Linked DNA regions of Mus musculus: region 1 is linked to region 2. Evidence: chromatin loops called from intact Hi-C (ENCODE). Cell type or tissue: heart. All regions are shown on one strand. Each heading gives the region's core, and the rest is flanking DNA. Links, peaks and the distances in the headings are about the cores only. Region 1 holds the start of Vmp1 (vacuole membrane protein 1). Region 2 holds the start of Cltc (clathrin, heavy polypeptide (Hc)).

Evidence for each region. Hi-C counts contacts between places; a loop is a spot of excess contacts. Peaks named below come from ENCODE experiments on the same cell type or tissue, not always from the same donor. Only the 100,000 strongest peaks of a DNase experiment are listed, where the experiment ranks them.
Region 1: a loop joins it to region 2, with 3 times the contacts of the local background. A loop is called at or near these places in 7 of 42 quality-filtered maps.

What each region holds. Positions count from the first base shown.
Region 1 is chr11:86,677,693-86,692,708 of GRCm38, forward strand. Vmp1 (vacuole membrane protein 1) reads right to left here and starts at 6,144. Exons shown (of 12, transcript NM_029478.6): 1 at 6,048-6,144. It overlaps Ptrh2 (peptidyl-tRNA hydrolase 2), which reads left to right and starts at 6,382. Exons shown (of 2, transcript NM_001098810.3): 1 at 6,382-6,431; 2 at 11,867-14,765. The coding sequence starts at 11,867. The coding sequence ends at 12,412. In heart, for the core only: no CTCF peak of the experiment used is centred there; a DNase peak (open chromatin) is centred at 6,229; H3K4me3 peaks cover 2,881 bases; H3K27ac peaks cover 2,086 bases.
Region 2 is chr11:86,751,479-86,766,494 of GRCm38, forward strand. It overlaps Cltc (clathrin, heavy polypeptide (Hc)), which reads right to left and starts at 6,089. Exons shown (of 32, transcript NM_001003908.2): 1 at 5,770-6,089. The coding sequence starts at 5,811. Gm42085 (a long non-coding RNA gene) reads left to right here and starts at 6,235. Exons shown (of 3, transcript XR_880101.3): 1 at 6,235-6,398; 2 at 13,000-13,071. In heart, for the core only: a CTCF peak has its summit at 6,486 (motif pointing left); DNase peaks (open chromatin) are centred at 4,843, 6,093 and 6,393; H3K4me3 peaks cover 3,984 bases; H3K27ac peaks cover 3,793 bases.

The DNA of each region.
Region 1 (15,016 bases), core at 2,391-10,390, 75 kb before region 2:
GTGACAGTCAATTCTCTCTGTCCACCATGTGAACTCTAGGGACTGAACTCAGGCTGTGAGACAAGCAACTTCATTGTTGCTGCTGAGCCATCTTCTCTCCAACTTGGTCACCCTTCTAGCTTAGGCCATCTTCACCTCTATCCTTGCACGGCTGCAGTGGACGTCATTTCTCTCTCCATGAGTGCAGGACAAACCTGGTCTACAGAGCAAGTTCTAAGACAGCCAGGGCAATAAGGAAAAACCCTGTCTCAAAAGACAAAACCAACCAGTCAAACAAACAAAAAGACTATCAACAATAATAAAAAAATGACAAGGGAATAACTACAAAATAAGTTTTTTTTTTTTTTGGTTTTTTTTTCAGTAAGAATCACACACATAGCCGGGCGTGGTGGCTCTCGCCTTTAATCCTAGCACTCCGGAGGCAGAGGCAGTCGGATTTCTGAGTTCAAGGCCAGCCTGGTCTACAAAGTGAGTTCCAGGACAGCCAGAGCTACACAGAGAAACCCTGTCTCGAAAAACCCAAAAAAAAAAAAAGGAAAAAAAAAAAAAAAAGAATCACACATATAAGCTGGGCTTTGGTGGCACACGCCTTTAATCCCAGCACTTGGGAAGCAGAGGCAGGTGGATCTCTGAGTTCAAGGCCAGCCTGGTCTACAAAGTGAGTTCCAGGACAGCCAGAGCTACACAGAGAAACCCTGTCTCGAAAAAAAACAAAAAACAAAAAAAAAAAGAAAAGAAAAAAAAGAATCACACATATAAGCTGGGCTTTGGTGGCACACGCCTTTAATCCCAGCACTTGGGAAGCAGAGGCAGGTGGATCTCTGAGTTCAAGGCCAGCCTGGTCTACAAAGTGAGTTCCAGGACAGCCAGGGCTACACAGAGAAATCCTGTCTTGAAAAAATCCAAAAAAAAAAAAAAAAAAAAAAAAAAAACCAAAACCAAAACAAACCCCTAAAAAACAAACAAACAAACAAAAACCAACGCCCCCCCAAAAAAGCCGGGTAGTGGCGCATGTGTTTAATCTCAGTACATGGGAGGCAGAGGCAGGCAAATTTCTGAGTCCAAGGCTAGCCTGGTCTACAGAGTGAGTTCCAGGACATCCAGGGCTATACAGAGAAACCCTGTCTCAAAAAAACGATAAATAAATAATAAAAAAAAGAACCACACATGCTGTAAAATAGTCACAAAAAAATGAACATGGAGGTATTTACTTATTGAAACTGCATTTGTAATGATTAAATGGCAAGAAATAAGCTATAACATAATGACATGCCTTCCAAAAGGCTGGGAAAGAGTTCTCAGCAACAGCTCAGTGGTCCATAAAATAATGGCAACCACACTCCGGGCCGGCCAGATGCCAGGCGCTGCTCTAAATGCTTGCCTTGAATCTACTCACTGACCCTTAACACAAAGAAAGGGCACTGACTTCACAGCCTAGGAGGAAACCAAGATAACAAGAAGTTAAGTAGCCAACTCAGGTGGCATGGTAATTGACATGGAATTTGAACCAAAGTTTCAAGTCCCAGTCTCCTTCCTCCCCTCCCCGCTAGACAGGGTTTCTCTGTGTAGCCCTGGCTGTCCTGGAACGCAGAGATAAACCTGCCCCTGCCTCCTAAGTGCTGGGATTAAAGGTGAGCACCACTATGCCTGACCTTCAACTCCCATTCCTTTCGTTATTAGTTTGGTTCTTCCAGATAAGCTATGAAGATTATAGCTACCCTGAAAGAATCCACAAAGGAGAGAGAATGCCACAACAATCTACACCAGAGTCAGGAGACACCAACATCTGCAGTAATTACAGGGAGATACACTGGAATAAAATTACTCAAGGGATTGTCATTGCTTAACTTAAATATGCCTAAACTTCAAATATCACCTTTTAGATGGCACAGAAAAGCATCTCCTGCTCAAATATTCAAGGAGCATATTTTTAAATGACTTACTCTTAATTTATGGGCATTGATGTTTGCCTGCTTGTATGTCTGTATGAGAGTGGCAGATCCCCTGGGACTGGAGTTACAGACAATTGTGAGCTGCCGTGTGGGTGCTGGAAATTAAACTCTGGTCCTCTGGAAGAACAGCCAGCGCTTAGCAATCTCTCCAGCTCCTCATAGAGCATACTTTAAAATGAGCTTTATTTAAGGATTTATATATTACATAACTTCAGTTCAGCAAACTCTATTCAAAGTCACCTTCCTAAACAAATTAAGAGTTTCTAGAGAAAACACACTCTAAGTTTATTTAAGCAAGGAGTGACAATTCACCCCTTTCAACGCAGCACTCTGGAGGCAGGTAGATTTCTGTACCTTTCAGGCCAGCCTGCTCTATATCAGGAGTTCCGGGCCAGCTAGGAGAAGGAGAGAGCAGTCTAGGTGTTGGGGTACAGCCAGCAGTTGCGCTCACAACAGTTGACACAACAGTTCAATTCTGAGCAGTATCTCCTAACAACTTCACTCTAGAAAATCCCCCATGTCTATGTGAAAGCAGATTATTAGCTATCAGAACTACACAGTGAAGTTATGATTGCTTCACCGCTTCTGGTTTCTCAGGTTTGCTAGTCTAGAGTTCACTTCCATCCATAGCACTTAGGAGCCTCGAGCAGAGCTTGCACTGTAATACCCAGCAGAGGAGAAACTAAATGGGTTCTGTGAAGTTAGTGGAAGTAAAGGTTGAAAACACATCACTCCTTCTTCTATAATGGATTTTTACCTAGAATGGCAGTTACAGAAATGACCCTGAAGATGAAAAATTAATAAAATAGAATATCAGATTTACAGTCGTTCAAAAAGTTCTTTATCTCAAGAGGGAAAAAATGAATACAGGTTTCTCCTATATATCAGTAACACTCAATAAGAGATATGTTACAGGAACTCTGTCACTACTACTAAGTGACATTTCACAATACCTGATAGAATGTGATTGTGGACTGAGAATATTCTGGAAAATATAAGTAATTTTCTTTCCTTACTACATCCTACTGAAGACTTTTAATCTTTTCCTCTGACAGGGTCTTACTATCCAGTACATCCAGACTGGCTTTGAGCGCAATACGCTCCTATCCCAGTCTTCCAAACACCATGGCTTTCTTTTCCTGTGACTCTCACTAAGAAGTTAGTGTCTCTACAATTTACAAGACTAAAGAAGGGAGGGTAGCACAAACATACAACACACAACCCTCTTTCATACAAAGCAAACAGTATTACATAAACTAGGCTATTGCTAAAGCTTATCAGGATGCCTGAGGACAACTTCATAAGAATGGAAAGAACACTTAGGAACTCAGCCTAGGTCAGGCTCTGGCTCTGCCTACTTTAGAAGTCCTCAGGCCAGCCAATTACTGATTGTTTCTGGGTCCTAAGGTTCCCCTCTATTAAACTAGAAGGTGCTACCATGGATTCACAAGACGTAACTACAATTCAAAAATGTTGGTTTCAGTAAATAATGATTCTTACTAAATGTAAGCAAAAGTAGACAACTTCTAATGATTAGTTAATTATACTTGACTAATTTTTAATTTATGTTCATTGGTGTTCTGCCAGAACAAAAACGTCTTCTGTACTTGGGAATTTTCAACTGATAATACATTGCTGAGAAAAGTCAGACTTAAACTCTTAAATGCATAGCTATGCTCATCTTCTAGTCACTTATTAACTAAGATGACTAATTTCAGGCCACTCTTGGCTGGCTTTCTTGTGTTCAAAAGTAGGGCAAAAACTATCACTATAAATATGGGTAATAATATATTCAGGTTAATAAAAAACATGATATAAATCAGCAAGTTTTGCAATACTTCAAAGTAACATATTCTACAGTTACGTATTTCTAGCTCTCTAAACAAAAAGTGATTTCACAAATACCATCTCACTAGACACAATGACAGTCATATGAAATAAAGTGAGTCCTTTTATCAACACAATCTAGAGCAGCTCTGAATGCCGGGTAACTTGCCAATCATCACTCAGTAAGTGCTGGAGCTCAGACTTTAATCCAGGTCATCTGATTTAAAAATAAATTATCTTTCCGAGTACAGTGGCCTTTAATCTCAGTTCTCAAGAGGCAGAGGCAGGTGGATCTCTTGTGACTTTGAGGCTACTCAGAGCTATATAATAAGACCCTGACTCAAAAATAAAATGAGTTGTAATGACCTTAGAAGTCCTAAAAAGTAGTGATTTGAGCCAACATTAAGAAATTGTTGGAAGCCGGGCATGGTGGCGCATGCCTTTAATCCCAGCACTTGGGAGCAGAGACAGGCGGATTTCTAGTTTGAGGCCAGCCTGGTCTACAGAGTGAGTTCCTGGACACCAGGGGCTACACAGAGTAACCCTGTCTCAAAACAACAACAAACAAACAAACAAACAAACAAACAGAAAAAAGAAAGAAGAAAAAAATTGTTGGAAAAGTAAAAAAACAACTACAAAAAGCAAGCAAGCAAACAAACCAGGGATAACACACCAAACAGCAGATAAGAAAGGATTTAGCTGGGTTCAAGGCCAGCCTGGTCTACAGAGCAGGCTGTCTTCCAGAACAGCCAGGGCTACAGAGAAACCCTGCCTCAAAAAAACAAAACAAACAAACAAATAAACAAACCCAAAACAAAACAAAACTGACAAGTGTAAAACAGTTCAAGAACTCAAAACTAAAAACAATAGGAAACAAACAGATTTAAACTAGCTGTAGGTAAATTGGGAAACAGCACCAAACCATTTGCCAGCTTAGTTCAGATATGTGGCTATTTTCTTCTGGAATGCGTGCCTCAGGGATTTAATTGTATTGTTAAATGTATCCAAGGATAAACCCCTTAAAATGCATCTGTGTTTTAGATAACCTAGGCAAATAAGTTAAGCAGAAGAGATTCCCACTTCAGAATCACTTTGCATCTACTCCAACTGATCATGTGTCTGGTACGCCAGCATCTTTCTCCCAAAGGTCAACAAAAACATCACCTCCAATACAAAAATACAGCGTAGTAAATAAGCTTCTTCCCTAAAATCAGACCCAAGGACAACACAATTCTCAGACAATAACAGCTGGAATATAGCCGGACCCAGCACTCGGGAGGCAGAGGCAGGTGGACCTGGTCTACAGAGCAAGTTCCAGAACAGCCGGGGCTACACAGAGAAACCCCATCTCAAAAAATGAACTAAAACAGTTGGAATTAAATTCTTCATTAGGCCAAGAGAAACACTGGAAAAGGTTCTCTAAATGATCAATCTGTCTACGAAACCTCTCACAAGCGTCAAGAAAGAACTGAAAGGTAAGGAATGACATTGCCAATAGACACATACACAGCCGATCTATGCATTCCTGGATTCTTTGCTGGAGTAGAAAAGCAAAAGATGTTTACATAAAATCAACTGGAGGTCATAAGCAACCCATAGCTGCCTAACCCGCTAAGCCCATACACTGTTTGGAATCGTAAAGACCTTTAAGTCCCTATCTTGCTGCAAGTACTTCCACTGCGGGGAAATAAAAATGTTGGGGATCAAGGTTTTGGAAAAAGCGGAGAGCCCTCTTTTTTTTTTTTTTTTTTTTTTTTTTAAATGACAGTCCTAGGAAAAGCTGAGTGGGTCCACAGCAATAACTCTGAGAGGTAATGACCCCTTCCTTTGACTACTCTGCACTGTCGGTACACCCGAATACCTTCGTTTCTCGGAGATATACTTAGCATACTGCGCTAGTGGCCCGGGAGGAGAAAAACCCATTGAAAGGTCCTGAGAATCAGCAGCAGCGAAGACCCTCTTCATTTAACCCAAGGCTCTGGACAGCTCGGGAGTGAGGTTCTCTGAGAAAGCCAAAGCCGGCTTCCAGGTCTGGAACGAACTGTCGCGAGTGTCTGGGTTCAATGTCCCGGTAACCAAGCGCGGAGAGGTGTCCCACATAACCTGGCCACCGCCAGCTGACACAGCCAGTCAGCAGTGACCTGAGCCATCTCAAGTGGAAACCAGCGTGTTCTGCGTCTGCATCACCCAAGTGCGGGAGCTGCGGAAGCGGCCGAGCTGTGGGAAAGCTCGGCTTGGGCTCCGGACTCCCCGCTTTCGCTCACCTACCCGCTCAGACCCCGGCTTCTCCGGATCGCAGGATCCTGGAAGCGGCTCACAACACCGACTCTCACACCCGCCGCTGGGCTCCAGCCAACCGGAACTCGCTCGCGTCACTTCCGGTCCGGCTCCTTTAAGGAGCCCGCCTCCAAAAGAGAAACGTTCCCCCACCCCCACCCCCTCCTTTCGGCCACCGGGAGGTTCCTCGCGGGATTTCGGTTCGGCTTTCTCGGTTCGGGCTCTGTGGGTGTGACAAGAAGAAGGATGACTGCGCTTCGTAGTTTCTGATCCGGAACTAGTTTTTCAGGAAACCCGGAAGGAGTAGGTGGCGCGCGCGAAGCGTGTTCCTTGTTCTGGCTTGGAGACCTGCGAGGTGAGCGAGACGAGCTCCAGGTAAGTCTCGACTCCTTCTAGGACGGTGCAGAGGAGTGTAGTTCTTAATGGCTCTACTGAAAAGCATCTTATCATCTTACCCCACGGTCGGCCTCCCCCTAGCTACTTCATAAATTGTCTTCCGCCCCGTGGCTGCTGCCTGCCTTGCCTACTCTGCAAACCTTTGGAAGAAGCCAAGATAGAACCCAGAATTTTAGTCGCTGGCAACACCTCCTCTTAGAGGTGGCATTGATACGCTACCCTAGCGTGAAAAAAATGGAGAACAGGCCTCACACTATACATTTTAAATATCCGTCTTCGAATTGTTGAGCCCAGCTTGGAAAAGGAAAAGAATTCTAAAGATGGATTCAAAAGTATTTTTATTTATTGGTATTGCGGTGCATGCACGTTGTGCATGGTGAGCAAAGCGCTCTACTCTGAAGCTATTGTTAATCTCATGGATTCGAAGTGGAAGACCACTGACCCAAATCATGGCCAGATTAATTAAAGCAAACTTTTTATTATTATTATTCGTTTACACGGACTATTTCTCCCAAAAGGCAGTGTTCAAGAGATCAGCACTGGACATGGGGAAAATAAGGATTTTTATAGTTCAGGAGTATTGGTTTCCAAATGGGGGATTTGGCATATAAACAGTGTTAATAGCAGCGGAAAGTGAACATAAGTTGGTCATAACAACCCTCTGAAGTAAGACATGGTTGCAAGGTGGTCAGTAATAGCCTTTGGAAACAAAGGCATAGTTGCCGTTTCCAGGAAAAGGCAGATCAAGAATATTTAGCCATATGTTGCTCTGTGACACTAATCTCTACCACATTGGACAGCATAGGGACAGACAGAAGGGCCAACTATGTACGTGTGTGTAATATTATCCATATTTCCAGGCAAATAGGTAGTTTTGCTTAGGAGACTGCAAACTGTGAGAAAGGTCAGGTGAGCAGTGGGTGGAAGTTGAGTTAAATAACTCAGAGGAAGGTTTAAAGTTTTAAAAGTCAGCAGGGAGTGGTGCACAAAACTCAAGAATGAAACACAAAAAGAAAGAACTGTGGTAGCAATGACAGCCTGTCTGGTTCTTTAGCAGTTTGGATAGAATAGTATATTACCCATCCTGTAATAGACGCTATGTAGAGACGTTAACTTTCCCCAAATCTGATTTGCTTATTTTACAACCTAGAAATTGTGAGGACTCCTAATTCTACCTGGCAGGCAGCTATCAAACATTTGTTGTATTTAACTTCTCTTGGTCTTAGGTTCTCTGTTCCCCCATCTTTTGTTTTGGATTTTGAATGCTTTCTTCATTAAAATGGGCAGACAATGTTTACTTTGAAAAGATTATGAAAAGGGAGCTAGGTTTCAGGATACATAGCTAGAATCCCAGCTACTGGGAAGGCTGAGGCAAAAGGACCATGGCAAGAGCAGCCCAGGCAACCTTAGCAAGGTGCAGTGTAAACAGAGGCAGGGATGAGGCTCAGAGAGTCCTTGCCTAACATGCAGGAGGCGCAAGAGCAGTAGTTCTCAACCTGTGGGTTGTGACCCCTTCATATGGGGTCATATATCAAATATTCTGTGTATCAGATATTTATATTATGTTTCCTAGCATACAATGTAGCAAAATTATAGTTATGAGGTAAAATGAGATAATTTTCTAGTTGGGGGTCACTATAAAATGAGGAATTCTATAAGAGGTTACAGCATTAGGAAGGTTGAGAACCACTATAGAGTCTACCCCAAGCATGCAGAGAGGGAGAGAAGAGGGTCAGTGAGCTGCCTCCTCACCAGGTGAAGACAAGCCTACAACCTCAAGTTAATCCCTGGGGCCCACATAGTGAAAGAAGAGAACACATTTCCAAGGAAGTGTCCTGACCTCCACACATTCTTATCTGTATTGTATGCACCTATGCTACACACACACACATACACACACACACACACACACACACACACACACACACACACACACACGCACATAGACTCACCATAGCTTTCAAACATTCCCTTGCCAGTTCCTTTCTATCTTGGTGTCCTTTTTTATCCATCAGAGAGGCCTGTTATTCCTAGACTTGGAGTGGATCCTTCTTGGGAAATCTGTACGGTCGTACATTTAGAATATGGCTTCCCAGGCCTAAATCCATCACAGTTCTGTTAGACTTCTTTATTCACCTTAATAGCTATTCCAAACCTTTGTTATATTTTCATATCTGATGTTTCATTTTTCTTTAAGAAAATAAGAGGCATCAGTTTTTAGTTTCTGCTTCAAACACTAAAGATATATTCTGGCTAAGTGCATTTTCTTTATATACACATTTCGGTGTCTCTTTCTCTCTGATTTTCCTAGCCAATCTAATAGGAAAGTCAGGCTTTTATCTACTCATTGGGATTTATTTCAGCACTCTGGAAGGTCTATGCTTCTAACCAAGTCTAATCCAGACAACCATCATTTGTTGCTTCTTTTTTTCATTGTTACTGTCTTTAGAACTCCAGCACACCAACCATGTGGCTGGTATCCCTGAGAAAATATTTATGCTTTAAATAATCCTACATCCAGATCAGTGTCTTTGCATTATAAAATGACCTCTCATTTTGGGAGCTAATACTTACATCATATAACCCTATGAATAATCAAAGCACATATACAGACTCTAACACACTTGTAATTACTAATTCACTTGGATTTAAATAGATAGCTGAACCATCTAAAGTTTCTACTATAAACTTTGTCCTGGTTTTGAACTATATAGTTCATGTGCCTACCTGATCTATAAATGAGTTTTATGGTATTTATCTGTATAGTGACTAAGAACTGTAATTAAAGATTTGGTAGAGTATTTGTCTGACATGCATGAATGCAGGGTTTGATTCCTAGCACAAGTGCCTGGGAAGTGGAGGCAGGAAGATAAGCAGTTTGGTAAGCTTTGGCTTCCTGGGGAGTTCAAAGCTAAGCTGGCCTATGTTAGACCCACTTTCAAAAGCCACCTTAACAATAAACAATCAAACAAAGCAGAGTCAGCTGTGGTGGGACATGCCTGTAGCTCCAATGCCAGGGAGGCCCGGGGCTCAGGCAAAGGAATTATAATATGAAGTTAGCCTGGTTTACATAATGAAATCCTGTATCATAAAGAAAAAAGCCCTGGACTCAAGCTATCATTGCTTGACTCAAGTACTATAGGAATACAATCTAGTGGAGGATTAATGCTCTACCCAATACACTTGTGTGTCAATAAGTTTTAGTTGTTTCAGCAGCTTTGTGCCAGGCTTGTGATTCCAGCTACTTGAGAAAGAGAGGTAGAAAGATGACTGGTTCATAGTGAGACCTTGTTTCAAAATAAAAGGTAAAAAGAAGTCTGGGCATACAGCTTGGTGGTAGAACACTCGTTTAGCCTGGGTGAGGTCCTGGATCAACCCCCATTGCCTCTACAGAATTTACTTCTGTCATGGGAAGTTCCCTGTGCTGGGCAGAAGCCCCTCAGCTTGCTGGGATCCCATCGTGACTCAACTGTTGGCACTTTAGTTGCCTGGAAACAGACAAGGATATATTAACCCAACAACATGCCAGCAGTATGAGGCAGGAGACATACACAGAAACGAGGTCAGCTTGGGCTATAGAGTGAAACCATCTCATAAAACAAAGAACAAAGCAAAATAAAACAAAAAAAATCAGAATAGTCTAATTTAAAAGTATGAATATCTCCAAGCAGTAGTGGTGCACACCTTTGATCCCAGCACACAGGAGGCAGAGGCAGGTGGATCTCTGTGAATTTGATGTCAGCCTGGTCTGCAGAGCTAGTTCCAGGACACCGAGGGCTACAAAGACAAACCTTATCTTGAAAAAATATTTTTAAAAAAATCTACATTTGATAGTGTGAATGTCGTGGTATGTGAATTTTTTTGGTTTATTTGTTTTTGTTTTTCTGACAGGGTTTCTCAGTGTGGCCCTGGCTGTCCTGGAACTCACTCTGTAGACCAGGCTGGCCTCGAACTCAGGAATCTGCTCAACTGCTGGGATTAATGGTGTGTATCACTGCCACCACCCAGCTATGAAATGTTTTTAAGAAATAGTTTGTACTGCTATGCTATTCTCAAGTGAAAATCTTTGGTAATTTATAATCTATTATATTTGCCATATATTAACATGTCTTTATGAGTAATAAAAGGGAAATTTTTGATAAAATATGAGTTTCCAGCCTGGCGGTGGTGGTGCACGCCTTTAATCCCAGCACTTGGGAGGCAGAGGCAGGTGGATTTCTGAGTTCAAAGCCAGCCTGGTCTACAAAGTGAGTTCCAGGGCAGCCAGGGTTACACAGAGAAACCCTGTCTCGAAAAACTAAAAAAAAAAAAAAAAAAAAAAAATGAGTTTTCATCAGTTCCACTTAGATTGTGCATGCTTAGTTCCCAGGGTGTCACTTAAGCGCTGTAAAAATGGTCACTTCATGCATACAAATGCTTGGACACTACACTACACTACACTACACTACACTACAGGAAGAAACTGATGACAAACAGGAATCCAAGCCAGGCTTGTTGCTCATTCTTGTAATCCCAGCATTGGAAGATTGAGGCCAGAGGACTGTAAATTCAAGGCCTGTCTGGATTGCAGGGCACTGTAGAGTAGAGCCCTGTAGAGGGAGGGAAGGAGAGAAATGCCTGCAGGATAGTTACACTTCTAGGAAAAAAAAAAAAAAAAAAACAAAAACCTGAATTTAAGAGCCCTACTTCAAATACTTTTGTTCAGATATAACATGAAGTTGTGTTAAGACCTTGGATAAGTTTCTTATCCATGTTAATTTTAATTTCTAATGCTGCAACTTTGCTTACAGCATCGATTCGTGGCCTAGTGTACCTTCCACAGGTTTACTGTGATAATGAGAACCACACTGTACTGTCTCCATTGAGGACCACTGTGTTATGAAGACACAGATCTGAACTGCTTTCCAGAAAGGAGCAGAATGTTATTTCTTATTGCTTTGGATATTTTAGGCATGTTGTCCAAGCCATCATTTCCTTTACTCCACACAATTTAAGACTGAATAGTATAGTGGGTTGGTTTTGTTGTTGTTTAAAGATTTATTTATTTATGTATGTGAATACACTGTAGCTGTCTTCAGACACAGCAGCAGAGGTCATCAGATCCCATTACAGATGGTTGTGAGCCACCATGTGGTTGTTGGGATTTGAACTCAGGGCTCTTAACTGCTGAGCCATCTCTCCAGCCCTATAGTGGGGTTTTTAAACAAATTTTGCTGACTGTTGAAAATGAACAAAACTATTTCATGTGGGTCTTTGAATCAACTAGTACTTGGGGATGGATGGAAACAGGGTCCATGCATAAAATCCTGCATGACTTAGTTTGGTTCTAAAATACTGCTTGCTGCTTGTGGGTAACTTATCTGAATAGTGTGAAACTTCAGTTCTAGATAATACCTTTTTTCTTTTCTCTTAAGATGCTCTCCAAGTTCTTGACTATGGAGTATTTGGTTCATCCTGGTACACTCAGCTTGGCTGCTGGAGTTGCTTGTGGCATGTGCCTGGGCTGGGGCCTCCGGAGCCACCTTGGGATGTTCCCCCAGAACTCAACAAGTGAGGCAAATAGAGACACAGAGACTGGAACTGAAGCAAGCATCTTGGGAGAGAGTGGGGAATACAAAATGATTCTTGTGGTTCGAACTGACCTTAAAATGGGGAAAGGGAAGGTTGCTGCCCAGTGTTCTCATGCTGCCGTGTCTGCCTACAAGCAGACTCAAAGGAGAAGCCCTCAAGTGCTCAAAGAGTGGGAGTACTGTGGCCAGCCCAAAGTGGTGGTCAAAGCTCCAGATGAAGACACCCTCATTCAATTACTCACCCATGCAAAAACCTTGGGACTGACTGTAAGTTTAATCCAAGATGCTGGACGTACTCAGATTGAACCAGGTTCTCGAACTGTCCTGGGAATTGGGCCAGGACCAGTAGAACTAATTGATGAAGTTACTGGCCACCTAAAACTTTACTAGATAAGCTTTTGCTTGATGGAGATTCTGTCCGAAGACTATGGAGCCTGTCAGTAACAATAAATGCTTAATTCTTGTCCCACTTTAAAGTCTGTTCCCATGTTCCTCTATCATGTACTAGACCATTAATATCTTGAGCTTAAAATACTATTGAAGGGGTAGAGAGATTCCTCAGTGATTAAGGGCACTTGTTCCTCTTGCAAAGGATGCTGGTTCAGTTTCTAGTATCTGGATCTCAGTTTACAAGCATCCAGATCCAGTTCCAGGGAATCCAACACCCTCTCAACCACAAGGTATACACAGTATACATATATACACGCAGGCAAGTCCTCAAACATCCAAAGAGTACATAAAGAAAAAGGAAGTCTCAAGAATAAAAATACATTCTCTAAATGCTCCTGTGGAGTGATAGGGTCTCAAACAGATTGGAAGTGAGACAGTGCCTGTAATGACGCTGGGTGAGAAGGAGGCTGCGTTTCCCAGGTACAGTTAGGCCCCTGTGTGTTGATTACTCTTTTCTCAAACCATGCTGTTGTCCTTTGCCTTTTTGAGGATCTGGTTCAAGAAATCATATTGTAATTTTTTTCTGCTGCTACTTTTTGAATGGCTGTTAACCTCTTTTTATTATTAACAGATCATTGCATAGACTCACTGCAATTTTGATTTAGATATTAACTAGCTGGACTTTTTGAGGTGGTCTCATACTGTAGCTCAGGCTAATCTTTAACTTGTGGAAATCCTCCTGCCTTGACCTCCCACCTGGGAGGGATGGAAGTTATGAACCATCATACCCAGCTACTCTCTAAATTCATTTCTATTTCAAAGTTGAAATTTTATGATCTATGTAGCATTTTGTTGTTTATTTCTCCAGATCCACCTGGGCTAAGGTATTTCACAGCTGTTCTAATTCATAAACTGAAAATTCCTCTACTTTAACAGTGAGACCTGTGAGTTTGTGAAGTGATAAGGATTTACAAAGTGTAAATGTGAGAATTTATGGGAACTAAAGGACTGTAACTGTACCCAGCCAGTTTCTCCTAGAAATTTCAGGACCTAAATAATTTTATTATTTTAGGGCACTTTTTCTCCCCGTATCCCTGAGCCTGGAACTCACTATGGAACAGGCTGATCTAAACTCAGAGGTCCTCCTACCTCTGCCTCCCAGTGCTGGGATTAAAAACATGCACTAGCATGCCTGCCTACATAAAGCTTTCTTGACAGTTTGCTAGAATTCATTTTTCTTGATAGTTCTAAAAGATTGACAGTGATTTCCAAGTTCCTTATATCCTTTAAAACTATAAATGATGTTAAGGAAAGTAAGACCGTAAGTAGGAACTAAGCAGAATGATGAAGACAACTGTAGGCAGTCTCCAAGTTAAAGTGCTTAGTGCATTTTTATCCTACGGAAGCATAAATGGTACAGGACCAATCGCAACACTGAATGATGCCACAGTAGCAACAGTTTCTAGACAGAATGTTTATACATGAGTCAAGTGATGCAACCACATGTAACTGAGTAGAACTCAATCTTAAATACATGGTTATGACTCAGGTAATTTATGAGGCTTGCTGCAGACAAATGGTTCCACACTAAAAGACTAGATTCCCAGCTGGGGTGGCTGATTCAATGACCTGTAACAAGCTGGGCCTTACAAGGACATAGTAAAACTTGTTAATTCTGGTGACAAGTCACGGTATTTTTCTGGTTCACCTGCTCTTGGTATATACTTCATAGGACTTTCAGAGTAGTTCTCAGAGCATACTCTGCAGAGCACAAGAGTTTGCTACCTACCTGTTTTCACTAGCTTAAATGAAAGGGATTCCCGGTTCTAGTGTGTTCCTGCTGATGGTCCACATGAACAAGGAACCATCAGATTCCTCAGCCCACATTCACAATAAAGTCTCACTTGGCCTGATGAAGCAGTTAAAAAGAGCAGTATTTTTTTTTCCCCAGCGTAGGTAGGGGAAGGGCTTTGGGAACTGAAAGCTGGGCAATAAGAAGTCTTTAGGGAAGTCCTCCTTGGTAGGTGGCCCATGCTCCTGTAGATGGCCCCACATGCTTTCAAACAGTGTCAGCATTGATTGAACTCAGTGCACTGTTATGAAAGAGATCAACCTGAGAGGGAGATGCGTAAGGGTTGGGGTGCTAGGCTCATATAGTACACTGTATACTTGTATGAAAATTTCAGCAAATAAAAAATGATTAAAAACATTTTTTACTCATGACTATTTGTGTTCATATCTTTGTCTAAAGGGCTGTTGTCTAGTTTGTGAGCTCAGCTAACTTCATAGAACATTTTTACTGAAACAAGAGGCTGGAGAGATGGCTCTGCAATTAAAATCTTACACAAAATCCACGTTTGGTGTCTGATTCATGACTACCTGTTTCATCAGAGGACCCAACACAGACATCAACACTCATGTTAACATACCTACATGTTTAACTAAAGCAAATGAAATTAGGGCTGGTGAGTTGGCTCAGTGGTTAAAGGCTGATGACATGAGATTGATCTCTGGAACCCACAAAGTGGAGCTATCACGAGTCCACACAGACAAAAAATACACATTTAAAAATCAACTAACCCCAAAACAAGTAAGGTGCAATTC
Region 2 (15,016 bases), core at 3,307-11,306:
CGTGTGTGCATATACATGCATGCCATTCTACATATGTGGAGGTCAAAGGACAACTGTGCATTTATTCAGTGCAAGGGGTTTAAGTGTGTTTGGGTTTGCACAGCAAAGTGTCTTTACCATCTAAACCATCTCACTGACCTAAATGTAGTAAATTTTGCACTTAAAACTATATAGACTATTCACTGAAGAAAGTACCTTGCCAAACGGAAAATATAAACATTAAAATCTAATCACTATCTGTGTGATTAGCTTTCTCATCTATAAAAGGAGGCTAATTTGAACTATCCAGAGGGATGAAAATAAAATGTTTAACAAGTTTTTAAATATTCAAGTGGCTGTAATAGTCAATAAAGTTTGATTTTGTCAAATTAAGTTTGACAGTTTTTCAGAGTAGGAAAAAAAAATACTTCCCATAACACAAAAGAAACTCAGAACCCACATTTGACAGGTGTACTTTGCATTAATACATTAAAATCCAAGCTTTTGGCCATCTTCAAGTTAATAGCATTAACTAGAGTTCATGGGTTGATGGAAGACACCTATAAGTATGATTGCCACTGGCTTACAAGATAAGCTGATTTCATGTAGTTTTGGCAAGGCATATACATAAAATTAACTCATTCTAGTATAAAGGAACTATCAACTATGAACTTATTTCTCACATACTCGGTGAGCATGTTCACTTCACCATTACCACCTTAAAGAATGTGGAAACAGGGGCATCAGGAGCTTGAGACCAGCCTTCTTGACTACAGCTAAGAGACACCCCATCTTAAAAAAAATAAGTAACAAGCTAGGCAGTGGTGGAGCAAACCCTCGATCCCAGTACGTGGGAGGCAGAAGCAGGTGGATCTTTGTGAGTTCAAGGCCAGCCTGATCTACAGTACAATTTCCAAGACAGCCAGGGCTATACAGATAAACCCAGGGGTAGGGAGGACAAGACAGTAGGATGTAGTGGGGCACAGGCTGCAATCATTCTAGATGCAGGGAGACTAACAAATTCCAGATTAGTACAGTCTATACAATGAGACACTGTTTCTAAAAAAACAAAAAACAAAAAAAAAAAAAAACCCAACTATCTTATTCCTACACATGGCCATATGCAGCACCACACACTGAGCCCATGAAACATGGTTACTGTGACTCATTTTCCATTACTCCAAGTCAAATAACCAACAGTCAGTAACCAAGTCAACTATTAGAAAACTCCAGAAGGGTTGGGTAAGGTGGTGCACACATGTGATCCCAATGCAAGAGAAGCAGAGACAGGTGGGCTGCTGAGTTTGAGGCCAGCTTGGTCTACATGAATATCAGGGCATTTAGGGCTACATAGTTAAGACCCTGTCTCAAAAAATAGAAATTAAACCAAGATAAAACAAAACAGAAAAGCGTAAGTAAATAATTCAGCCATGCAAATTTGGTCTTCTTACAATAAAGCATATAATCTTTAAATACATACCAAGTACTTCCCATGAAGAAAAGGTCTAGATCAAGATGTCTGAATACAAAATGGCCATTTTGAATAGAATTTCAACTAGCTAATTTTATACTGAATATATCTAAAATAGTATCTTGGGTATAATGTGTTAAATAAAACATGAACTGCACCTATATTTTCCCTGTTACTTATGACCATCACATGTTTCTGATAGTCAGAACTTGTCTCACTGAGCCAGCCCCAAGACTTCCTTTGTTCACTGTATCACATCACTAATCATACTTTAAACAAGAGGAAAATCTCTTCTCTAGGCCAAAGTCCAACAGGAAAGAAAATAGTAGGAAATCTGTGTAGTTTCTTGTTCTATTTTTAAAAAAAGGAATTATTTATTTTATGTCTATGAGCACACTGTAGCTGTCTTCAGAGGGCATTGGATCCCATTACAGAGATTGTAAGCCACTATGTGTTTGCTGAGAACTGAACCCAGGACCTCTGGAAGAGCAGTCAGTATTCTTAACCAGTGAGCCATCTCTCCAACCCTCTTGCTCTCTCTCTCTCTCTCTTTTTAATTAGATTTATTTATTTTATGTACATGAGAATTTTGCCTGCATATACCTATGTGTGCTACATGTGTGCCTGGTATCCTTGGAGGACTGAAGAGCCCCTGGAACTGGAGTTACAGGAGATGAGGAGTTGTCTGTATGTGATGGGAACCAAACCCAGGTGCTCAGGAAGAGTTAACAGTCGCTCTTAAGCACAGAGCACCTCTCTGGTCCCTTGTAGCATCTCTTAAAGGCAATCACTGCAGCAGGGCATGATGATGCAGGCCTAGAACCCCGGCACTCAAGAGGCTGAGAAGCAAGAGGATTTTGAATCTGAATCCACTCTGGGCAACATTAGCAAGACACTGTCTTTAAAATATGATTTATGGTCAGGTGTGATGGAATATGCAATAATTCCAGCACGCTGGAGCCAGAGGCAAGCAGATCTCAGTTCAAAGCCATCCTGTTATACATAGTAAGTTTCAGACCAGACAGTGCGATATAGTTAAGACTCTGTCTTAAAAACAGAAGAGGCGATCCAAACCCCATTCTGACTATGGCCCCTGAGTACGGCCTCCAGCCTTAGTCTTCCACTGTTAATGTGAGACAGGACCAAGGGCTGAGTGAGGACACAGCACACAACAGAAGTTGGACTGCTCTCCTCCTCACTCTCTAGCCCTCACTTATCAGAAACAACTGTCCCAACAGCACACTACCCAAGTTCCCAAGACTTTAAAGTGAAAACCATAGTTTTGCATACCTTAAAGTATAATCCCAAACAGGGCACAAGTATTTTCATTAAAATTGGCCAAACTCCTTAAAGCTGAGTAAACTAACCTTTAAGAAAATTCTGGGGGGGGTGGGGGGGGAGGGAATCGGTCTTCATTTAAACTATTTCCACGGTAGATTAGAGTCTACTTCCAGGTGGCATGCTCTTCTAGTCTTCCTAAGCATCTATTACTGCTTTCTCTTTGAAACCAAAACCTTCTTAAGAATCCTACTATTCAACTCAGCAACACATTGCATGTCTGTGTTTATGGATCAAAGAGAGAAGAACGGGGTGGAAAGATTTGTAAATGAAAATTAAAAGTATCCAAATGCTCAACAAAATGTGTCAATTGCAAAATGCTTAATATGCCAGGAACTGAAAATTGCAGGCAGTGGGGTTTTGTTGTTTTGTCCTTTGAGACAGGGTTTTGCTGGCTGGCACTGAACTTTCTGAGTTCTGCAGCCTAGAATTTGTTCAGAATCTGCAACTCAACAAAAATTCCTTCATCACATAAAATATCAAAATTATGTGATATAGTTCCAAGCCTTGATGACAGATCTTCATCTAAACAAATGCACAAAGGGATATGAAAATAAATAGCAATTTTTTATTTGCAACATTCTCATAAAAAGTTTAAAATAAATTAATTTAGAGTTTGCTGTTAACTTTCACAAGTGAACTCTACACTCCTTACTTCCCAGTTCTCCTAAATGCTTTAGAAAGTTGTTTTCTAAGCAGAATGGCAGAGGCTGGGCAATCAAAGACTTAAGATGACAACTGGAATAATCCTTACACTGTATGTTTGTTTGTTAAAAGAGAGGGAATAAAAGTCTGAGATCAGAAGATACATTATCCTTTCGGCACACCTGACTCTATCTACTAGAGTGGGATCCTACCAGCCAAAGCCTAAAGTGTAATGAGGTCCTCCAGAAAATAAGCATCCGAGATCTTCAAGTGTATCTGTAAAGCTATTTTATAAATATTCAAAATCTTTAAATTTTGGAAAACAGTTTCAAATATTTGCAGAAATTGCTACTCACATGCCACACCTGCATTAAATCTGTTTTTAATTAGTGACAAGTTTGGATTCCAGTCTGTAAGACCATTCAACAATTCTGGTCTTGAGTTTAATAGAAATGAAAAACTATTACTCAAATCACCAGCAACGGTCATGTCATCAGCAGTTGTCTTTGCTTCTTTTGTGTAAGGTTTATACACATATTTGCAGAAAGCTATTTCTGGTAACTTCAGTGTGGCCAAGTGTTAATCCCAAAGATGGGAGAAGAAAAAACAGCAACCCAAATCATGGTCAAATTAATTAAAGCAAGCAATTAATTAAAGCTAGATTTTTTTCTGTTGTTAGTGTACACAGGCTGCCTCCCTCTTAACTCAGCCTGAAGAGCCCACTGTCCACTAACATCCAGAACAGTGCTTTCCTAACACTTTATATTCTTAACAGAGGAAACTCAAGCTTGAATTGAGAACAAAAATTAACTTCTCTGTCAGCATTGTCACTTGACATTTTTCAGACCTTTACAAAATAGAGATCTTATTGCCAAAATCAGATGAATTATTTGAAAACTAGTGATGACTGAAGAAAATGTATTCAAGTCATTTAATGGGCAAAGAAGTCCTAAAGTAAAATAATTCGTTAATGTTAGCAACACGGTAAAGTCTATAAAGAAATATTTAATTATTTTACTTGGTGCTAAATTTTAGTTAACCCTCTTTATTATCAAACATCTTTTATGTATATCAATGAAGAAAAGTAAATCAGATTGCCTTCAATGATAAAGCACTCAATAAGTTACCAATATTTGAACTGGATCACTGCACCTCCCCCTCATGAAATTAGCCCTTCAGAAGATGCAGCTGAAAGCAGATTTCTTTATGGGGATACTTGAGGGAAAGTAAATTAATATGAATAAATTATGATGTCAAAGAGTCGGGACAAGTGAACCAGGAAAATCAGCAGTTCAGAAGAAGCGTAATTCAGCGAAGCCCTCCAACAGTCACCTGCCTAGGCCAACTGCTGGCAGGTTGCCAGGTTAGACAATGGTGTATTGACTCCAGGATAAGGTGCAGTGGGGGGCGGAGGGGGGACGCCCCAGACTATTAAAAAGGAGCCAGTTACAGATCAACTTGTTAGGTACTGACACAGAGCAGGTATGCACTTAAACCCGGCTCTGATGAATTCCACGCAGTCCTGTGAGACATACTCCTGCCGTAATCCCACAACTACCTGCTAAATTCCAAAAGGCCATAAATAACCTCTAAATAACTCTCCCTACCTGCAAGAATCAAAGTGAGCCTAAGAGCTACACTAACCCTCTGAAGAAACCAAGAAAGGAAAAATATGCGCGTTCCCCTTGGGACCTTGACCCCAGGCACCGAGACTGACACCGCCCCTTGCCGCCCCTCTATCTTCTTTCTGTTCCTTCAGTGAGTGTGACCTTCGGTTCCTTATAGATTCAGGGAAGGCAAGCCACGAGCCACTGCTACCCTAACCCCAAGGTGCCTTTCTCAGTGGTGAGCTGCAGAGGGAGGATGCAGCTCCTCCCCAACCCACCCGCCACACAATTCCTGGGTGCAGACTCGATGTAGAAATGGGAATAGACCAAGGGAAGGTGACAGCCCCGCGTCGCTCAGGGTTAACGAGAAATCTTGCTCTGGGAGAAACGCGCGAGAAGCTCCCCCACCTAGCCCCTACCCAAATGAATGAACTGAGTAAAATGGGAAGGGGGGTCTGGTATGCGCAGTTCTTGCAATCCAGGAAGCAGAATAAGAGGTCGTCAGACGTAAGGCCTGGCCTCGCCGCCCTTTGCACTCCGATTCGTCATTTCCATCCTAGTCTCATATCATTTAACCCTTTAAGCTTTTAAGACACTGTCCTTCCTCCACCTATGCCAAATACCGACACCCCCCACTCCCCTTCTCTCGATCCCTTTCGGGCCAGGCCGCTAGCTTCTTCCTTCCCACGACCCTCGAAAAGTCCCTCAGCAGCCCCGACTCACACGTACCTGGAGATGCTCCTGAAAGCGAATGGGCAGAATCTGGGCCATGGCGCTGTCGGGGAGTATGGTCTCCTCCTGTCACTGGGGCTGCAGGGCAGTGCCTGCCCGGGCTCTCCAAGGGAGAGGAGGAGACGGGGAAGGGGAGGGGAGGCTGGGCTCAGAGGGATACTCTCCGGGGACGCAGGGAACTGGCAGGCAGACGAGAGAGCTTGGGTCGGGGGCGGAGGCTCCAGGGGCCGGGAGAGCCGCAATGGCGGAACCGGGAGCAGCGCAGACTCCGGAAACGGCTGAGCCCTGCGGAAGGATCCCGAGGCAGAACTCCGCCCAGTCTCCTCACGCCGTCCGCCTTATGTAGCCTTCCACAGACGCCGCGCCGCGGTCGGGCGTAGGGATTCAGGGACGCAGTGCGCGGAGCGCTCTTCGCTGATGCGGCTGCGGGGAAACAGAGGAACCGAGGGACTACTTTTTCTAGACTCATCACTTTCCCCAGGCTCCGGTTTCTCCCTTCTCCCCTCCCCCCTCCCACTTTTTTTTTTTTTTAACATTTTGCCACATCATGCGACTCGGGGCGAACTACGTCATTTCCGTAGGCGCTGTAAGACCCACCCACGCACTTCCCGGTGCACGTGATGCGGGTAGGGAAGGGTCGGTTGAAGGCTGCCAGAGTGGAGGGCGAGAGGCAAGATACTGGCCGCTGCTCCTGGGGAGGAGGTGGCGGTTGAGCCCCCTGCCGGCGTGGCGGCCTGGGCGTGAGGACACCGAGTGCCTGAGGAGAAGGCCGCGGCGTGGGTGCCGCGGTGACTAAGGGAAACGGCCCCGCCGCAGAGCTCCTCGGGCGGCTGGCTGCGGCGCGCCTCCCCCGCCTGGTTTCGCGCAGTGGGTGGTTGCTGACACCTCAGGGAGGGGGACCGTACTGAGCTGCAAGCTTCCTTGCCCTGACGCACGCCCTTCTGACGCCAGGAGAGCCGGATGGCTCCTCGAGATCCTCAGATAAACCATCTCAAAGGACAGGGAAGGCCATGGGAGAAGAATCTCCTGCTGGCCCCTGGAGAGCGCTTCCGCGGACATTTTGGTGGACTTAGATCAGCCTAGTGTAGAGATCAGTTTGGCCTTCGAGAACTGGAGGGTTCGGCCACAGGAAAAAGCTTAAAAGATGTAGATCAAAGGATGGCTAGGGAAAGAAACCTCAGGGGCTGTCTTGGAGCTGAGGGATTGACTGTTAGTCATACATGGTAGTAGGACCATTACCTGTAGTTACAGGGTGGGCGATGTAATAAGCCCTTCAAAACCGGAGCACCTTGCCTTCCTACAGCAGTAAGCTATCTGCAGCATTCATTAGCGATTAATAGCCGCCCCAGAGCTCTTGCTAAAGTGTAAGGTGTAATGTCTCACAATAGCACCAATATAAGGAAGATTTAGAGAGTTCATTTCCACATAGTTCGTCTTAATCCCCCTGAAAGTTCTTGAGGAAATTACTTTCAATGCCCCTTTCAACCTAAAGAACATAAGACAACCACTGGGTGTACAATAATTTTGCGTAAGCGGTTTTGCTTAGAGAAATCTGCTTAGTCATTTCAGTTGCGTTTAGTATTCCCCCCAAATACTGCCTTTCATATCTGGGCTGAGAGGAGAACCAGGCAAGTGAGAAGGCAGACAACAGACCCTTGAAGAAGAGCCTTGCCACCATATTTAGGATGTTTTGTGTTTACATAATTTCACTTAAGCACTTGAATGTGCCCTGTCCTGCAATGTTTGAAAAGATTGTTTTCATAAGACTTTGTCCTTTTCTAGAGGTGGGCAAATTTTAAATTAAAATCCTAAGGGAGTTACTGTTTTATTACAGAAATGTCAGTAGCTTAATAGAATTGCACTTTCAATCTCAGAATTTGGGATGTAAGAGCTTCACCATGAACAGATCACCACATTTCAATTTATTGACAAGGGCCTTGTATTTTCATACAGACCCTGCATGAAAGGACATTTCAAATCCCCAGAGCAGTTGATTTTACTTCCTTGGTGTGGAATACCTAACCAAAAAGTGCGCTGAGACTGCTTTGTCATCACACATAGAAATTTCAAGAATGAGTTGTTTTCAGAAATCATTTAGAAAGAAGAAAAGTAGATGGTGATATCCCAAATCATTCTGCTTATTAATAGGACTGCTGCCTTGCCTGCCAGATTCTCCTCTCAGCCTAAATATGAAAGGCAGTATTGGAGAAAAACAGTAAAAGCAACTAAAATGACTAAGCAGATTTCACTCAGCAAAGGCACCTTAAACAGTTAATGCCCCCCCCCCTTTTTTTTTCCAAGAGAAAAATAGTGTAAATGATAATGCTACCCAATGCTGGGGACACTGTGGTGCTCACCTGTGATCCTCACACTGGAGGGTTCTGAGGCAGGAAGATCTAGAGTTCCACATAGCAGGACCTTGTTCCCCCAAACTAGAACAGCTCCAAACTGGCATGCCTCTTAAAGATCAGTAATTTGCTGTAATAAAAGATGATTATAATGAGATTGTGCTGGCTAAATTTCCAGCAGGACAGAGACAGGGGAAAGGACAGTTCCTGGTTTAGAAATCCCAAACACAGTAATCCCAGCATTCGGGAGGCAGAGGCAGGCGGATCTCTGAGGCCAGCCGGGTCTACAGAGTGAGTTCCAGGACAGTCAGGGCTACACAGAGAAACCCTATCATGTAAAACCAAAAAGAAAAAAGAAATCCCAAACACTGAGGCACTAAGTTTTCTAAGCTATACCTAAAAGGCGTGGTTTTAAGCACTACCTTAAAATAGATAACCTGATAAGCTCTAAAACAAATCCTGCTATCCTGTGTAAGTAACTTTTTTATCCAAACAGACTGCTGCAAAGGATGAGTCATCACCCTGGCTTTTAGTTTGCCCTGTTTTAGTAAAAGAGGTCATGTACTAAATGGTCAAGGTATGAATTTGAAGCTATTTTTACAGAGTTATCAACAGCAGGCCCTTATATAGTAAGCGCCATAACAAAAACATTGCTTTGTATGTTATTTTGAGGAATTGTAGTTTCTCAAAATCTACACAAGAAAACTGTATTGTTCGCCAGTTCTATATTTTATACCAGGAACTCTGTAATGGTTATAGATGTGTAACCATCCTGGAACACAAAGCAAAACCCACCACTTTTCTGCTGGGTGTGCTGGTACATGCCTGTAATCCTAGCACTTGGCACTTGGGAAGCCAGGATAATAGTGAAGAGAGTCAGGAATTCAGGGCTGGTTTCCTATATTGAACAGACTGAGCTACATGAGATCCTGCCTCAAAACAAAATCTTTGATAGCCACACATGATGACTCACACCTGTAGTCTCTGAACTTCCCTGAGTGAGGCTTATGCCTCATCTTCTGTGGGTGAGGTTGTGGGGAATTCAAGGGCAGCCTAAACTACAGAGAAACTGTCTCTCCCTCACTGTCCCCACCCCAAAGCCAAACCTTTTTATAGGATTCCTCCATAGTAGTTCATCTTAAGGCAATCCCAAAGCCTTCTAAAAACAGCTTGAACTAATTGCAGTGTAAAAGTCATAGACATTCATCAGATAGACAATGATTAATTGGAAAGTAGAACTCTAATGCTTCATACCAAATATAATTCAGATTTTAGAAACCATAAGAGACACTTTGGAATTATACAGGTAAGATTCTGGTTTCACCATTTAAACAGCACCTTTAAAATACCTCAGCCCCTTAGAGCTACTGATAAGAATTGTAGCTTTTCATGCAAGATAAAAGAGAACCATAGCGCTTGCCACTAAGAAAGAGAATCTCCCTTGAGTCTTAGGGATTGGTCAACATAGTGCCCACTGTGTTTCAGTGCAGTATGATCAGACTATAGGCAAAGTTCCTCAACAAGGATAAAGAGTGGACAAAAAACATTTGCAAAGCAATATGGCCTTTCTACTTTAGTCTGAAATGGACCTGAGCTTATATCTTTCTTTCACTGTCAAGCTGTTCTTGAATACCCTATAGACAAGTTCTATAATGGATCAGGGATGGCAATAAGATGTACAGTGAGTATTCACTAAAATAGCACCAAGTATATTCCAAATGAAAGGCTAAGACTAATCTTGTGGGAACTGACCTTGACTCTGGTCACATTAAACAGGTCCCTCCAGTTTCTAACAGACTCTGGCAGAGGGAATAGCTTGGTGTTCTCTTAGGAGGTCATTTCAGGCAGTATGGAGGGTCATACCTTTAATCCCAGCACTAGGAAGGCTAAGTCAAGAGGAAGATCAGCCTTGAGTTTGAAGCCAGTCTAGACTACATAGTAGTTTCCAGATCAGCCTGGATTACCAAGTAAGACCTCTGCTCTTAAAATATCTCACCCCAAGCTGGAGAGATGGCTCAGCAGTTAAAACAATTGCATGCTCTTCCAGAGGTCCAGAGTTCAATTCCTAGTAACTACAAGGTGGCTCACAGGCATCTGTAGAGGGATCCGATGCCCTCTTCTGATGTGTCTGAGGACAGCTACAGTATGCTCACATAAAATGAATTTAAAAATCAAACCAAAAACTACCTCACCCCAAAAAGTCATCTTAGAACATTGGTTTAAATATATAGTAGATTCATTGTGGAATCTGATGATCAATAAATGTCAGTCATCTTTTTCCTCACCCAGTAACAGGTCACAAAAGCTGGAGAGGTTCTATTGAAAGGGCAATGAGAGTACGTAGTGGGAATGATTTGTTACGTGGCTTTCCCGCCCACGTCTTAAATCTGTGAACATGGAGGCCAGAAGGCAACCTCAGATGGTTCTCAGGGGCTGTTCGCCTCATTTTGGTCACTCCTGCCTCCAAGAACAGGATTATAAGCACATACTTATAAATATGGCACTGTGTGCCAATTTAAAAAAAAGAAAAGCAAGAACAAAACTTTTAAAACTATTGAATGGGACTCAAACTCAGTCTCCATGCTTACATACCAAGCATTTTGTCTCTAAGTAATCTCCCCAGTTCTATATTCCCCAGTTCTATATATGCAGAACTGTCTTTTTCTTGAGTTATTACTGTCTTCAGGTCAAAGCAAACTATGACCCACAAACCTATTCCTTTAACAATCAGTTTTGACACACTCAAATAGTTCTCAGTAACAAGTTGTAGTAAGCTTTCACTACCTCAGGGCAGACTAGTTAAGGACTGAAACTTAGTAAAGTTTTATTTAAATCAGTAATAAAGTTTTAAGGAATTATAACCTAGTTTATGACTTTAAATATTTTTCAGCTTCTGTAATGTCAAATACACAGATGTTAAATTTTTTTTAAAGGCTTAAAAAAAAAAAGCCCGGTGGGGGCTGCCGGCTAAGAATTCTCTGAGAGGATCAGAGTTCAGTTCCCAGCACCCACATTGGGCAGCTCACAATCATCTGAAACTTCAGGGATCCAACACCCTCTCTTCGTACACAGAGATTTTTTTTTTTCCAAACAGGGTTTCTTTGTGTAGTCCTGGCTGTCCTGGAACACACTCTGTAGACCAGGCTAGCCTTGAACTCAGAAATCCACCTGTCTCTGCCTCCCAAAGGTATGCACCACCACTGCCTGGCAAGATATTTTTTTAAAGTTCAGAAAATTGGTACAGGAAAGCAGTTCTGAATCTTAACACATCATATGTTCACCACAATGAAGTTTTATATAATACTCCTAACAAACATTGTGACTTTAGTATGTACCAAACCTAGAGCACAAGAAAAACCTTGGGGAGGGGGCAGGGCTAGGCACCACATACTGGGCAAGTGCTCTACCACTGACCTACATTCCCACACTTGGGAGATGGAGACAGGAGAATTAATGTGAATTAAGAAGCTAGCCTGGTCTAAATAGCAAGTTTCGAGATTCCACAAATGCACAGCAAGACTGGTGTGAGCGCCTGACTCGCCAGCAAGAACGACTCCACAACAGGATCCTTCTGCACACGTTTATTGGGAGAGCTTGATTGCAGAGGCGAAAAGACCCCGAGCCCTTATACTGGTGCTGCTTATATAGGCCTAGGAGAGGTGCGTCTCACACCCCGATTGATTATGCATTCTACCTCATTTGCATGTCTCATATCTGATTGGTTATACTCTCAGTACCTCACAGAACCTCATTATCATACCTCATTTACATGTCTCTCATCCGATTGGTTATACTCTCAGAACCTCATAGAACCTCATCATGCCCAGGCCAGGCAGTGACTTGGCAAAAACTTTACTGCATATGTACACATTGGTTGTTTACCCAAACTTATACGTGGTGGCCAACAGTAGCCAGCGCTACCTTGTAATGGCTAATGTGGCTTCCCACAACTGGTTTTTTAAAAATAAAATTGAAACCAGGCAGTGTTGCACGCCTTTAATCCCAGCACTTGGGAGGCAGAAGCAGATGGATTTCTGAGTTCGAGGCTAGCCTGGTCTACAAAGTGAGTTCTAGGACAACCAGGGCTATACAGAGAAATCCTGTCTCGAAAAAAACAAAGACAAAAACAAACAAAAACCCAAATTAATTAATTAATTAATTAATTAAAATTGAGGCCTAGAGAGATGGCTCAGCTGTTAAGGGTACTAACTGCTCTTCCAGAGGTCCTGAGTTCAATTCCCAGCAACTATATGGTGGCTCACAACCATCTGTAATGGGATCTGAAGCCCTCATCGGTTGTGTCTGAAGACAGCAACAGTGCACTTATATACATAAATAATCTAAAATAAAACAAAAAAGTTATACTGTCAAAACTCACACTTCTTTGATCCCAACATTTAGGAGGTAGAGGCTGGCAATTCTTTGAGTTTGAAGCCAGCCTTATCTACAAGCAAGTTCCAGTATAGCCAAGGCAATACAGTCTTGGGGAAGGGGGGAAAAACCATGAAAATGTTATATACACAATGATTGGCTTTTCCTGGTTGCTCATGTTCTAAGTAACTAACTTTTACATTGTCCATTAATACAACTATAAAGCTTCTATTCATTCTGTGATAACAATGATTTTAAAAATTCATGGCATTCAAGATCTAAGCTGTAATACTTTGAATGAGAAATACATAACCGGGACTGGAGAGATGGCTCAGCAGTCAAGAGAGCTATGTGACTCCTAGGCTTATGCATTTGGGTGTGTGGTCCCTTGGTGGTGGTGCTGTCTGGGATCGCTTAGGAGGCATATTCTTTCTAGAAGAAGTAGATCATCACTTGGGCAGACATTGAGAGTATGACTTAACCCTGATTCTAGTTCATTCTACTTCAGGCTTGCCATTCAAGATGTGACCTCATGGCTCCCTGCTGCCGCCATGCCTGCCACTTTTATGCCTCTGAAACTGTAAGTCAAAGTAAACTCTGTCTTCCTTACATTGCCTTGAGTCATGCTGTTTTATCACAAAGAGATTTTACAGAAAAGTAACAAATATAGAAACCTACCTCATACTTAATGATTACAATTTTTTTTCCTTTTTCTGAGCCAGCCCTGTTAACACCAAGAGCCATAAAAGGTTCTAAGGTCCACTACCTACACAAATATAGAGACGCTTTAAATAAAAACCAATCTGACAAAAACCCAGCTCTTATAAACAGTCTCTATATAATTCTAATTACTATCTAGTTCAGCCTCTAGCTCAGATATGGTAAGATAAGCCTCATTACTAAGGGAGGATTAAAAAATGTATTTATTTCTTTAAGGGGAATTAATTGGAGGAACACACTGGCACACAATGATGGACTGTAAGGACTACATACTACAACGGAAAATCTCTGCAGACTTAAAAGGCTTTCTCTGTTAGAATGGCATTCAGGCTGGGGATATATAGTTCTGCTGGTAGAAGTACTTACCTAGCAAACATGAAGCCTTGGCTTCACTATCCAGCACCACATAAAATCAGTGTGATAGTATATGCCTGTAATCATAGGATTTGAGGAGTACAGGCAGAATCAGGAATTCCAGGTCACCCTCAGTACATAATGAACTTGAGTCTGAGAGACTCTGACTTCAAGAAAATGAATGGCACTCACACTATTAGTTGACATACTGAGTGTTTACTCAGGATTCAGGCTAGAAATTGTAACACCTCTCTTAAAGCCCCTCTCAGTATATTCAGAACTTTTCCCATTGTTTAACTCTGGTTCCTTTTCTCTAATTTTTGTTTCAGTTAAGTCCTATTTCTTGATAACCCAGCTTAAAACTCATGTACCTTCTCAAGCCAGAATCATATTCATTGATTATTTTACCCTTAACTTGAAGACTATGCTAGCATGCCAATACCACACCTGGACTTAACAGAACAATCATTTACATTTCCAGGGGCTGGTGATGTCTGCTAATAGTTGTAGAACGCTTGCCTAGTATGCAGAGGTTCAATCCTTAGTACCAAAAACCCAGTTTATATGTAACATAAACATCAATCTGATGTTAGGGTATAGTTTGGATTAACCAATCCCATTTCATACATTTTAAGTGAAAAATCAAGTCATCTTACATTAGGAACGCAGGTGTATTTTTATCTGGACACATTATTTGATCTTTAAATGACTTCACAAGGGAAATTTTCTATTGTATTTTAAATTTGTAAAAGCAGTGAACAAATAGTAAGAATTATTTTGGAAATCTTTGAGAGACTGAAGATTGCATTTTAAATTTGTTCGGGCCAGCAAGATGGCTTAGTGGATAATGGTGCCTGCTCCTAAGGCTGATGATCTGAGCCCCAATTTCTGGTAACCACAGACTGCAAGGAGAGAGCTAAATCCCACGAGGAGCCCTTCTGCTCTCCATATGCACTCTGTAGCACACACATGCACAGGAAATGAAGATAAAAACTGGAAATCTCATTAAGATATTTTCTTGCAAAAAGAAATCGCATTTAATTATTAAGGTTCATTCTTTTTAATGAAATGATTAGTCATGTATAACATTGTTTCCTTTTGTTTAGTAATTTGAAGGCAAGTTTCCATTCTTTCCTGGGCAAACCCCCCCTAAAACCACTATCTTAACTCTTCAACTTCATGCCTTAATTAGATCACACATTCCCATAATAATCCTCTTAATAGAGATTGAGAGGATTTTATTAATATTCTCACAATTATGTCAAAGCTGTAATGACATTCCTAACAAATCAGTATGTTCTATAGTTCCCACTCCACGGGTTTCCATGACCTGTGATTTTAGGCTTTTGAGATTATTTCTTTCCTACATATATACTCTATGCACCAAGTAAATCTGCTAGTCCACCTTCTCAAATAACCCAAGGTTTTGTTTTTCGTTTTGTTTGGGAGGT